2 separate regions of the Mus musculus genome follow, and region 1 is linked to region 2. The links are chromatin contacts, found by Hi-C or POLR2A ChIA-PET in ENCODE. All regions are on one chromosome and are shown on one strand. The core of a region is the stretch at or near the end of the contact, and the rest is flanking DNA. Distances in the headings are between cores, read along the strand shown.

What was found. Hi-C counts contacts between places; a loop is a spot of excess contacts on that map. ChIA-PET counts read pairs that join two places held with the same protein, here RNA polymerase II (POLR2A).
Region 1: POLR2A ChIA-PET joins it to region 2 with 25 read pairs in Patski. The contact joins the enhancer-like site here to the promoter of Srsf6 in region 2. A Hi-C loop is called at or near these places in 3 of 37 maps with a recorded cell type or tissue (Patski and heart). POLR2A ChIA-PET finds 5 or more read pairs at or near these places in 4 of 5 experiments (Patski and embryonic stem cell).

The regions. Positions count from the first base shown.
Region 1 is chr2:162,973,747-162,978,282 of GRCm38, reverse strand. It overlaps L3mbtl1 (L3MBTL1 histone methyl-lysine binding protein), which reads right to left. Exons shown (of 23, transcript NM_001081338.2): 23 at 1,156-3,895. The coding sequence ends at 3,761. Among named protein-coding and RNA genes, the nearest start is that of Sgk2, 11 kb to the left of the region's middle. Within about 2 kb of position 2,887, at least 1 of the 3 ENCODE cell types and tissues checked has a DNase peak (open chromatin) inside an H3K27ac peak, as active enhancers do; it is heart, where a contact is called at or near this core.
Region 2 is chr2:162,929,635-162,934,709 of GRCm38, reverse strand. Srsf6 (serine and arginine-rich splicing factor 6) reads right to left here and starts at 3,202. Exons shown (of 6, transcript NM_026499.4): 1 at 2,933-3,202; 2 at 2,568-2,716; 3 at 1,160-1,284; 4 at 848-1,056; 5 at 399-482; 6 at 1-298. The coding sequence starts at 3,039.

The DNA.
Region 1 (4,536 bases), core at 1,638-4,137, 44 kb before region 2:
TATATAGTTACTACACAGTTTTCCTTCTTTTTCTTTTCTTCCTTAGCCATATCATTTCATGAGAACTAACCTCAAACTCACTATGTAGCAAAATGGCCTCAGTGTCTCATCCTTCTGTCTCCATCTTCCCAGTGCTGGGACTGGAGAGGTAGATCCCCTGGCCTGGTTCACGAGGTGCTGGGGATCAACCTCGGGCTTCCTGTGTGCTAGGCAAGCCCTCTACTAGACAACCCCCACTCTCAGCTAACACCAAATCCCAAAGCTCCTTATCTGGCATCTGGAGCTCTTGGTGGAACCATCTGGGCTCTCAGCCTTCGGCACCCCAACATCTCCAGCTCTGCTGCCTGGGACCCAGGTAACCTGTCTTAGCCTAGCTCTACTTCAGACCTGCAGCTTTCCTTGGTGGACACCCCACAGTCCTGGCATCTCAAACATCTTGATGTCTTCATTGTAACTTGGAGTCCACCCTTGTCGATTCATACAATGGTCACTCAAGGCCCCCTTCTGGAAAATCTGGCCCTACAGCACACCGCCTGGCCTTGGCAGCTTTCTGGAAGCTTGGAGCAAGTTTCCACGACCCCGTCATACTTAGAACTCTTCTGCTTGCAAAACCAGTGCCAAGGGCCCCTGTCAGCCTGAGGTGTCATCTGGTGTGTCGTCCTCAAGCCTCTGTGCTCCTCCTCGGTGGCCTGCTGTGAGAACACATCCCTAGTCAGCTGTTTCTAAGCAAGGACTCCTTTCTACAGTAGTCTCCATTCAGCTTCCTCCTTTCAATACATTTGCATTTTTATAAACCAGGTCTTTTAAAGTATAAAACTCAGTTGCTCTAGGGCAGTAGTTCTCACCCTTTCTAATGCCGTGACTCATGTGGTGAGTCCCAGCCTTAACATTATTTTCGTCTCTACTTCCTAACTGTAATGTTGCTACTGTTATGAATCATAATGTGAATATCTGTGTTTTCAAGGGGCCTTAGGCTAACCCCTGTGAAAGGGTCATTCAGCCCCCAGAGGGGCCATGACCCACAGGCTGAGAACCAGTGCTCTAAGACCTACCAAGCAGCAGAGGGAAGGAGTTAGTCTCCTCAGACATGGCAGTACTGATGTCACCTGTGTGTTCTGGGCATTTCAACCACGAAAAGAAAAACAGACTCTGGATGCAGACTAGTCAATTATTTATTTATTTATTTATTTATTTATTTTGTCTCAATACACAGACAAATCATACTATATTTTCTTTGTAACGTTTCCTCTCTCAAGAGTCAATTTAGCTTAAACCAGAGGATTTTCTTTAAGAATTTATGCTTGAGAGCATACACACACACATACACACACACACACACAGACACACACAGACACACACACACACACATACACACACACAGAGCAAGTAAACAAAAGTAACACCATCACAGTGCGTGTGAATGGAGGTGCAAACAGGTTTCATTTTCAGACTCCGGAACCATTCTCTTTGTCTCAGAAATTAAACAAAGTTCATCACTGCCAGGGCTGGGCAGCGGCTGGACAAGCCTGCTGGGGACAAAATGTAAGTAGTCCCTGTTTCTAGAAACCAGGGCACAAGTGCCAGAGACAGCCACCCATGGCCTGTGCTCCCAGGCTCGGGTGCAGTGGGGACCCAGTGGGGTGGACAGGTGGGGGGGATGCTTGGCAGGCATGTTTCTTTTGACTTTTTAAGATTTGGTTTCTGATATTAGTGCAGAAGGGGTGTGTAGCCTAGAGTTGGGAGGCTGCAAGTCGTCTTCTCCAAGGCTGTCTGTTAGTCCGTCTGGTCTCTCCCACAGGCAACCATCACTGGCAAAGCTGCACGGCAAAAGCTGTGAGGTCCCTTTCGTTGGTAGCTGTGTGGTTCACAGCTCCAGTCAAGAACACAGAACATCTGCTGCCGTCTCAGACAAGTCAGTGTGTGGTAGGGCGGACTAAAGGCCAGGTGGTGGCAGTTTTCCACTGCAACCCAGACAATCACAATTGGAGAGTTCGGCTCCTCTTTACTTCCAGCAAATGGGGCAGTGATGTCATATCGGTCAACCTAGCCCTCCCTCCCTGCTTGGCTGGCCTTGCCCAGTGTCCTCCCAGAAAGTTACCCCTGAGGGCTGAAAGGGAAAGGGAACCTGAGCCTCTGCCAGGCTAGCTGGGTGACACTTGGCTGTCCCCCAGAAGCTGTCTGGCCTAGGAAGGGGAGGTCCCCAAAGCACAGAAACAGGAAATCAACAGGACTTTTTGGCTTCCCATTTCTGAGGAAATAATAAAGCCTCATAGCTTAACAGTAGCCCTTCATATCCCCAGTTCTGCACCTCACACCGGCACCTGACAGATACTGCTGAGTGACCAACACGTGTGTACACACACACATGGAAAGATACACACACACACACACACACACACACACACACACACACACACACACACGGAAAGACACATACCACATAACCTATAAGTATACTGGACTGGGGGACAACCCTGCTCTTCAGCCTGTAGGTCCACCTCAGCACCAGATGAACTGAAGCCTGGCACATGCTCCCACCTATTGGAGGGGCGGCTCCCTCCTGGGTTCCCTCCCCACTTAGGCTGGGAGGTGGGTTTGGCAGTAATTGAGTGGAGGCCGAACCTCCACTTGGACAGAAAGGTTCGAGTTCCAGAGCCCCAGCAGGAACCTAGCTGGCAGTGAGAGACTGTTGGAGACTGGCAAGAAGGGCCAGGGAGGTCAGAGACAGGAGAGGGGACCTTTCCAACTCCACCATAAGCGGCTTTCCTTAGACTCGAGAGCAGAATGAGAAATGTTTAAGGGACAGAGTGAATGTGATGCCATAGTGGTTGTGTGCTAGCCAGTGCTACACCCTCCTGGCAGGAGGCTGGGCTGGCAGGGGCCTCTCCCTCATGTGCACTATCTTGGCTGAGAGCCACAGTCAGAGAAAATGATACAGCCATCACGCTTTCTGGAGCTAGTCAAAGCCTCCAGTGTGTCTGACGTCCTAGTCAGGACCGCTTGCCAGGGCAGACTTCATCTCCCCCCACACCCAATAGAGACAGCAGCAGGGAACTTAGGCCCTGCTTGTTAGGACATGGGCTCTAACCATCTGCTCACTCCGTACTGCCCACTTCAACGCCGAGTGATCTTGAACTGAACGTGTTCAGGAAGGTGGTGCCTGGGCTCTCAATCTCTGCCTAGAGGCAAAAGGGAGAAGACAGCCAGAGGCTCCTAGTAAGATGCTCCCATATTTCTGAGTCTTAAGCATCTATGGGGGAAGAGAGCCATGGGGCCTGGCTGGACCATGAACGGGGAGCAAGGGTATACAGCCAACAGCGGACAGGGAGGGAGGCGCCTATCATGTGTAAAATGTGCACACCAAGGTCATGGCCAGTTCTTCGTAGGAGGAGATGGGCCAAGGAGGAGAAAGGACATAGAGATGCCAAAAAGCGACATAGGTCTGAATAGAGGATGCCTACCCTACCTAGCTCCTCCTAATTCCTAAGACAATAACCAAGGTGGCTAAAGCTGTAGGCTACCCCAGCCAGGATACCTGCGGCCCTTATATCAGTCAGGTCTCGGTTTAGTCACACCTTCCCCGGGGCAACTGAACTCTAGGACCGAGGGCTGAGACCTGCTTCCCCAGGCTCCTCTGCTCCCGCACATCTAGTCAGACAGTGAGGGCAGGGGTGCAGAACTCAAGTTGGGAGAGAAGCACCATTTGCAGAGGGAGCCCCGCGAGGATGGGAGGAGCCCCCACTTCCCCGCCCCCAACCAGTCACTTAAAGGCATCGTCAGTGTTTTTGAACATGAGAATGGCGTTATAGATCTTCAAGGCTGGGCCTAGCTTGACACTCATGATCTTCACAATGTCCGCCTGTGTCAGCAAAAGGAAGGCCTCGCCGTCAATCATCTGAGGGGGTGGGAGAGTGAGAAGGAGATGGGGGGGGAAGGTATGGGGGGGGGAGGTCAGGTGTGGTGGTGGGGGTGAGGTGAAAGGAAGGTAGGGGCAGATATGGTGGGAAGTAGGGGGAGGGGAGAAAGGGCATGTGGTGGGTAGGGAAGGGAGGGAGGGCAAAAAGAAAAGACAAGGGAGGGAAAAAGGAGAGAAGGAAGACAACAATGGGGGCGGAGAAGGAACGCAAGAAGCCTGGTCCCCCGCACCACACACATTCAGCTTTTCTTTGTCTTTCTGCTGACTGCTCTGTGTCAGACATGTACACTGGAAAAGCGTCTTTGGAGCCCTTACAGACAGTAGCTTCGAGAAAACAGTTGCTGCTGACACAGTTGTGGGGCTTGCTACCAAACGACAACTCGGAGCTTCTTGTTTGAAAGTTTGCAAGAATTTCAAAATAGTGGCAGCAGAGCACCAAGCCAGCTGCCAGGTCCTTCTAAGCACAGGGCCCCAGGATATTGTTGCACAGACTGCACGCTCGCCCGTCTCAGGAGCAATCCTGGCTCCTGGTCTGAGCGGCTTCACTCATTAGTCATCAGCTTTAAAAACACTGCCTGGACTCACTTTGTAACCGGGGCAACAGCTTCCATATCTACGCG
Region 2 (5,075 bases), core at 1,953-4,452:
CCTTGAAGCTCTTTTTGGCGGAGGGGACATGGACCGAGCCTTTGAGGGTGGAGCAGGTAGAGGCGAGTGGGACCGAGACTGGCTCCGGGATCTGGACTTTGACTTTATGTCTCCTTTGCCGTTCTCTTTGGGGGACCGAGACCGTGACCTACTACGTGACTTCCCATACTTATCCTTAGACCTGCTTCTTGAGTGGGAATGGGAGCCCCGGTCAGACTTGGGCTTCGATTTGCTCTTTGATCTGGATTTCCTGCCTTTTGAGCGGGATCGGGATCGACCTTTGCTCCGAGACCTAGATCTGTACAAGAAAAGCCAGATTTCTTTCAGTATCTTGTCAGAAAACACCTATACTCCATCAAGTGGTAAAAAATTAAGAGACCCAATACCACATTATTTACCGGGAGCGACTTTTTGAGATACTTCGAGATCTACTGCGGCTGCTTCTGCGACTCCTACTCCGAGACCTTCTTCTAGACCGTGATCTACACACAAGAGACAGTGATGTTTTAATCTTTTCAAGAATATGTTTTAGGGGGCTGGTGAGATGGCTCAGAGGTTAAGAGCACCGACTGCTCTTCTGAAGGTCCTGAGTTCAAATCCCAGCAACCACATGGTGGCTCACAACCATCTGTTACAAAATCTGATGCCCTCTTCTGGAGTGTCTGAAGACAGCTACAGTGCACTCACATATAATAAATAAATATATAAATAAATCTTAAAAAAAAAAAAGGAATATGTTTTAACTACCCATCTGTGGCTAGAATATCTGCTTACTACAACCAAGAAACACCGTAAATACAACTAGGCAACAACTGGAAATGACAAGCCTCCCCCCAGCCCTCGTTACCTGGATCTACTGCCAGAGTAGGAGCGCCTATGGCTTGTTCTTGGCTTATCTTCAATAAGCCTAATATTTCTGCCATTTATTTCTGTACCATCCAGTTTATCCAAAGCACGCTTCATGTCGGAGTAGGATCTAAATTCAATCACACCCTCATTTGTTCGTTCTTTGTGAGCATCTGCATAAGTCACTTCTCCTGCTTGCCGCATGAAATCCTAAAACAGTTAAGACTGATAAGCTCCAGAAATCTAAAGCAAGACCACGTAGCCAACTCTTAAGGAAAGTAACTGCTCTGTCTTTAAAACCCCAGGTACATACCTTTAAGTCTTGCCAACTGCAACGACTAGACAGATTTTCTACAATAAGCCTGTACTCTGTACGAACAGGTGGTCCATATTTGTCTCTGCCAGAAGTTCTCCGACTGCTGTATCCACCTCCACCACCTTTATCACATGAAGGGAGTAATTAGATGCGTTGCAATGACAGGCATGCATGTTTTTGAAAGTTAGTACAAACATAGCAACGTTTATTACTGGAGTAGGACTTTGCTATTATACTGCTAAACCCTCGATACATTTGTGATTTGCCACAAATTAAATTAAGGGCAAGTCAAATAGACTAAATCCAACTAAACCTCTCCTACAATCTGTTAGAGAGTGACTGCTCCTTTATTCAATTTACCTCGCTAAGTTTTATTTTACAGAACATTGTAAAATATAAAACTTAACTGATTACATGCATTTCTACATTTTACAAAAATGTTTACTAGTTACACTAAGTACTTACATCACAGTGTGAGGTTTTTGGTGGTGGTTTGGCCACAAAACACGCAAGGTAACAGTCACCTAGTTCAGATTAACCAGTTTTGTCTAACCCTTGGAATCCTCACCATCACCCTGCGTCTAATGGCAAAAGGCTGCTGTCGTCATGGCTTCCGGTAAGGTCAGCCAAAGGGTCATAGGGCAAGGGTCACACAATGTATGGAAAAGCCAAGGCCAATCAGGAAAGGCAGTCATCTTAGCCTCAGTGGACACAGCCTCAGCCCCATTGGTCACTTTCAAATTGAAACATCAAGGACTTGTTAAAAAGTTGGAATTCAACATGCAACAATTTCAACATTAAACATTTCACATAACCAAAATCCCCCCAACCCCCTCCCAGTAACATGCCCCAACTATTTCAAATACAGCATAAAGCTTATTTAGATTTACTTTGTGGTACTATGCCACATTACTTAGTTTAAAATGGCATTTTCTTTGCCCCCCCCCAATCAAGCCTCCCAGCTCCTAAGACTTAGACTTCAAGCTCCTCCCCTTTCCCCGCCCCCTGCCCCACCTCCACCCCAGCCTTCCTAGAAACTTCCTCAATGCTAACAAGCACTGACAGATAAGCAAGGGGGCATACTACAAATACAGCCAGCCCTCGCTTTCAATGGCAGAACCCAAGTCAGTGCCAAAGAGGGCCAACTGAAGCCACTCCTTCCAAACTTAAGTCAACCGGCCACCCGACCCCATTCCCCGCGCTCCGGTGTCCCACGGCTACCCGGGCATGCGTGGAGGTAGAGGGGCCCCGGGAACACCCAGGGCCGACAAGCCCCGGCCTCCGCGCCTGCCCGGGCTGGGGAGGTCCCACCCTGCCCACCCAAGTGACTGCACCCGCCCTGCGCCCCCAACCCCCGCCCCCCCCAGGTACCCAGGACGCGGAGCGCGCGGGGGTAAGGACTCACTGCGGCTTCCGTAGCTGTAGCCATCGCGGTCGCGGCGCGGGCCCCGGGCGTGCTCTACGATCACGCGCTCGCCGCACAGCTCCTTGCTGTTGAGCTCGTACACGGCATCGTCGGCATCCCGGGAGTCCTCGAACTCCACGAAACCGTACCTGCGGAGGGGCGGAGCGCGAGCCGCGCACCGGCGGGCGGGCGTGTCGTTAGCCGGCGCCGCGCGCTCCCGCGCCCTCCCCCGCGCGCGCGCGCTCGGGGCGCCGCCGCCGCCGCCATTTTAGAGGCCCTGCCACGCGGCGCCGCGGCCTTGGCCGCCTCGGGTCCTTGGGGGACCTCTCTCCGCCGCGGGGCGCGGCCTCCCAGACCCGACTCACCCATTTTTGAGGTCGATCTCGAGGAGGCGGCCGTAGCCGCTGAAAAAGCGCTGGATGTCCTTCTCGCGGACGTTGTAGCTCAGGCGTCCTATGTAGACGCGCGGCATGGCCGTGACCCACGGGTGTCCTCCGGGAGGCTGGCGGAGGGGCGGCGGGCCGCGGGGCAGGGCTGCGGTGCGGGTGCGGGGACGGCGAAGGCCCGAACACGCGCCTCACACCGCAGCGGCGGCCGAGTCAGCCACACAATGGTGCGCGCGCGCGCGCCGGCCTACGCTATAAGTGCCCGGGGGCGGGGCGCGGCGCGGCGCAGCGCGTGACGTCGTCGCGCAGCACGTCCTCTCCCGCGCCGCGGGCCGCTCCGGATGTGTTGGGGCGGCCCGCGGCGCGTGCCGTGCTTGCTGGGAGTTGATTTCGCTACTGTCATGTCCCCTGGCGCTGTGCAGCCATCAGCGTAAACAGCCGAGGCCCGGACCTTTTGAGTCGTGCCTAATAAACTGTTCTTGTGCCCAGGCACGCGGAGAACGAGTTTTATTTCTCATTGGTTGTCCGGGCTGTCAGTCTAGGCCATCTTGGTCTCTGATTGGTCTACTAAAAAAAAAGAGGTTGCTCTTTCCCTTCAGCGGGTAGCTCGCACTGGTTTCGTTGAGTACACGCTCTTGGGAGTCGGACAGTTCCTTAGTTTCTCAGCGGCTCGGGATCTGTCCCCGAGGTTTAGTGACCAGCGGGGGAGGTGCTGTGGCTGGTCTGGGTGGCATCCCTCCCTCTGCTCGGAGCTCTGACAGCTCTGAATCCCGCGCTCGCCGCGGCCGTTCACAAAGGGAGCATGGCTGGGCCCCATGGTCCTCCAAGACCCCCTATCCCCTTTCCTATCCATACTGTCCTTAACCTGGTTGGATCCGAAGGCAAACTATTTATAAAGCAGAAATACACACTTAGGAGTTTATGGAGGTGACATCTAATGCTGTAGAGTTAAACAAAACAGCCCCACTGCCCTGGAGTAAAGTTAATTGACTATCAAGGAGCATGCCTTGGGAGTATTCAAAGCACGGCGAAGGTTTGGCTAGAGAGGTAAGGAAACCGAAAGCAGAGCACGGTGTGATAAAAGCTGAGAGAAAAGACTGCCATTGAGTTAGTACCTGCTCTTTAGGAATTTGTTTTCTGCCCAGAATCTGGGCAGCCTCAGGCTTTTCAGCTATAATGAGAGAAGATTCTGTCCTCTGGGGCAGACCGGCAATGTTGATAGCACACAGGGAGATGTGTTAATAGTATTCTCGAGGGAAGAGAACGTCCTTAAGTTAGAAATATAAATATATATATGTAGACAGCTTTTAAAAATATTCATGGAACACAGAATGAAGTCAACACATAACAGTTTTATCAAATTGTCAATTTCTAAAAACTTGTTAAAATTTATTTGTGAGTGGTGAGAAGACTGAAGCCGGTAAAGGTGCTTGCTGCCAAGCTGGAGGACCCGACTTTGATCCTAGAGACCCACACGGTAGAAGGAACAACAACAACAACAAAAACAATTCTTGCAAGTTGTCCTCTGACCTCCTGATGCGTGTCATGCCTTCAATAAATAACTAAGTGTGATGATAACACATTTTAAAATTATTTGTAAAAGCAAACACACATCTGGATTCCACACGAGACGAAAAAGCCAGTATTTGTCATTCTCCTACCCTATTACCATATTTTGTTCCCCTCTTCCCTTATCCTTGTTTCCTTCACATAGTTCCCTTTCTACTTTCATGTTCTACACACACACAAGACAACCCATGAGATCATTTATCTTCCAAAGTTCCTAGTTGGATCAGCAGCACTGGGGAGTCCTGTTGCCGACCTAACTTGGTACTTTGCAAAAGCAACAAACTGAAATGACAAGTGCGCAGCATGAGAGTCTATTTATTTTTTTAGTGGGCTGGGGGAGGGAAAAGCCAGATAGTCAGGTGCAGTATCTGATGCCTGTTCTCAGCATCCGGGAGCTGAGGAAGGAGGACTGCTATGGGTTCTAGATTAGCCTTGGCTAAGTTTGAGGCATTGTCTTAAAAACAAGGAAGGGAAGGGTCTGTTGGGAAACTGCTTGCTTCTGGAGCTTGACCGTTCCTGTGGAATGACACCTGAGGTGACCCTTGGCCTCCAC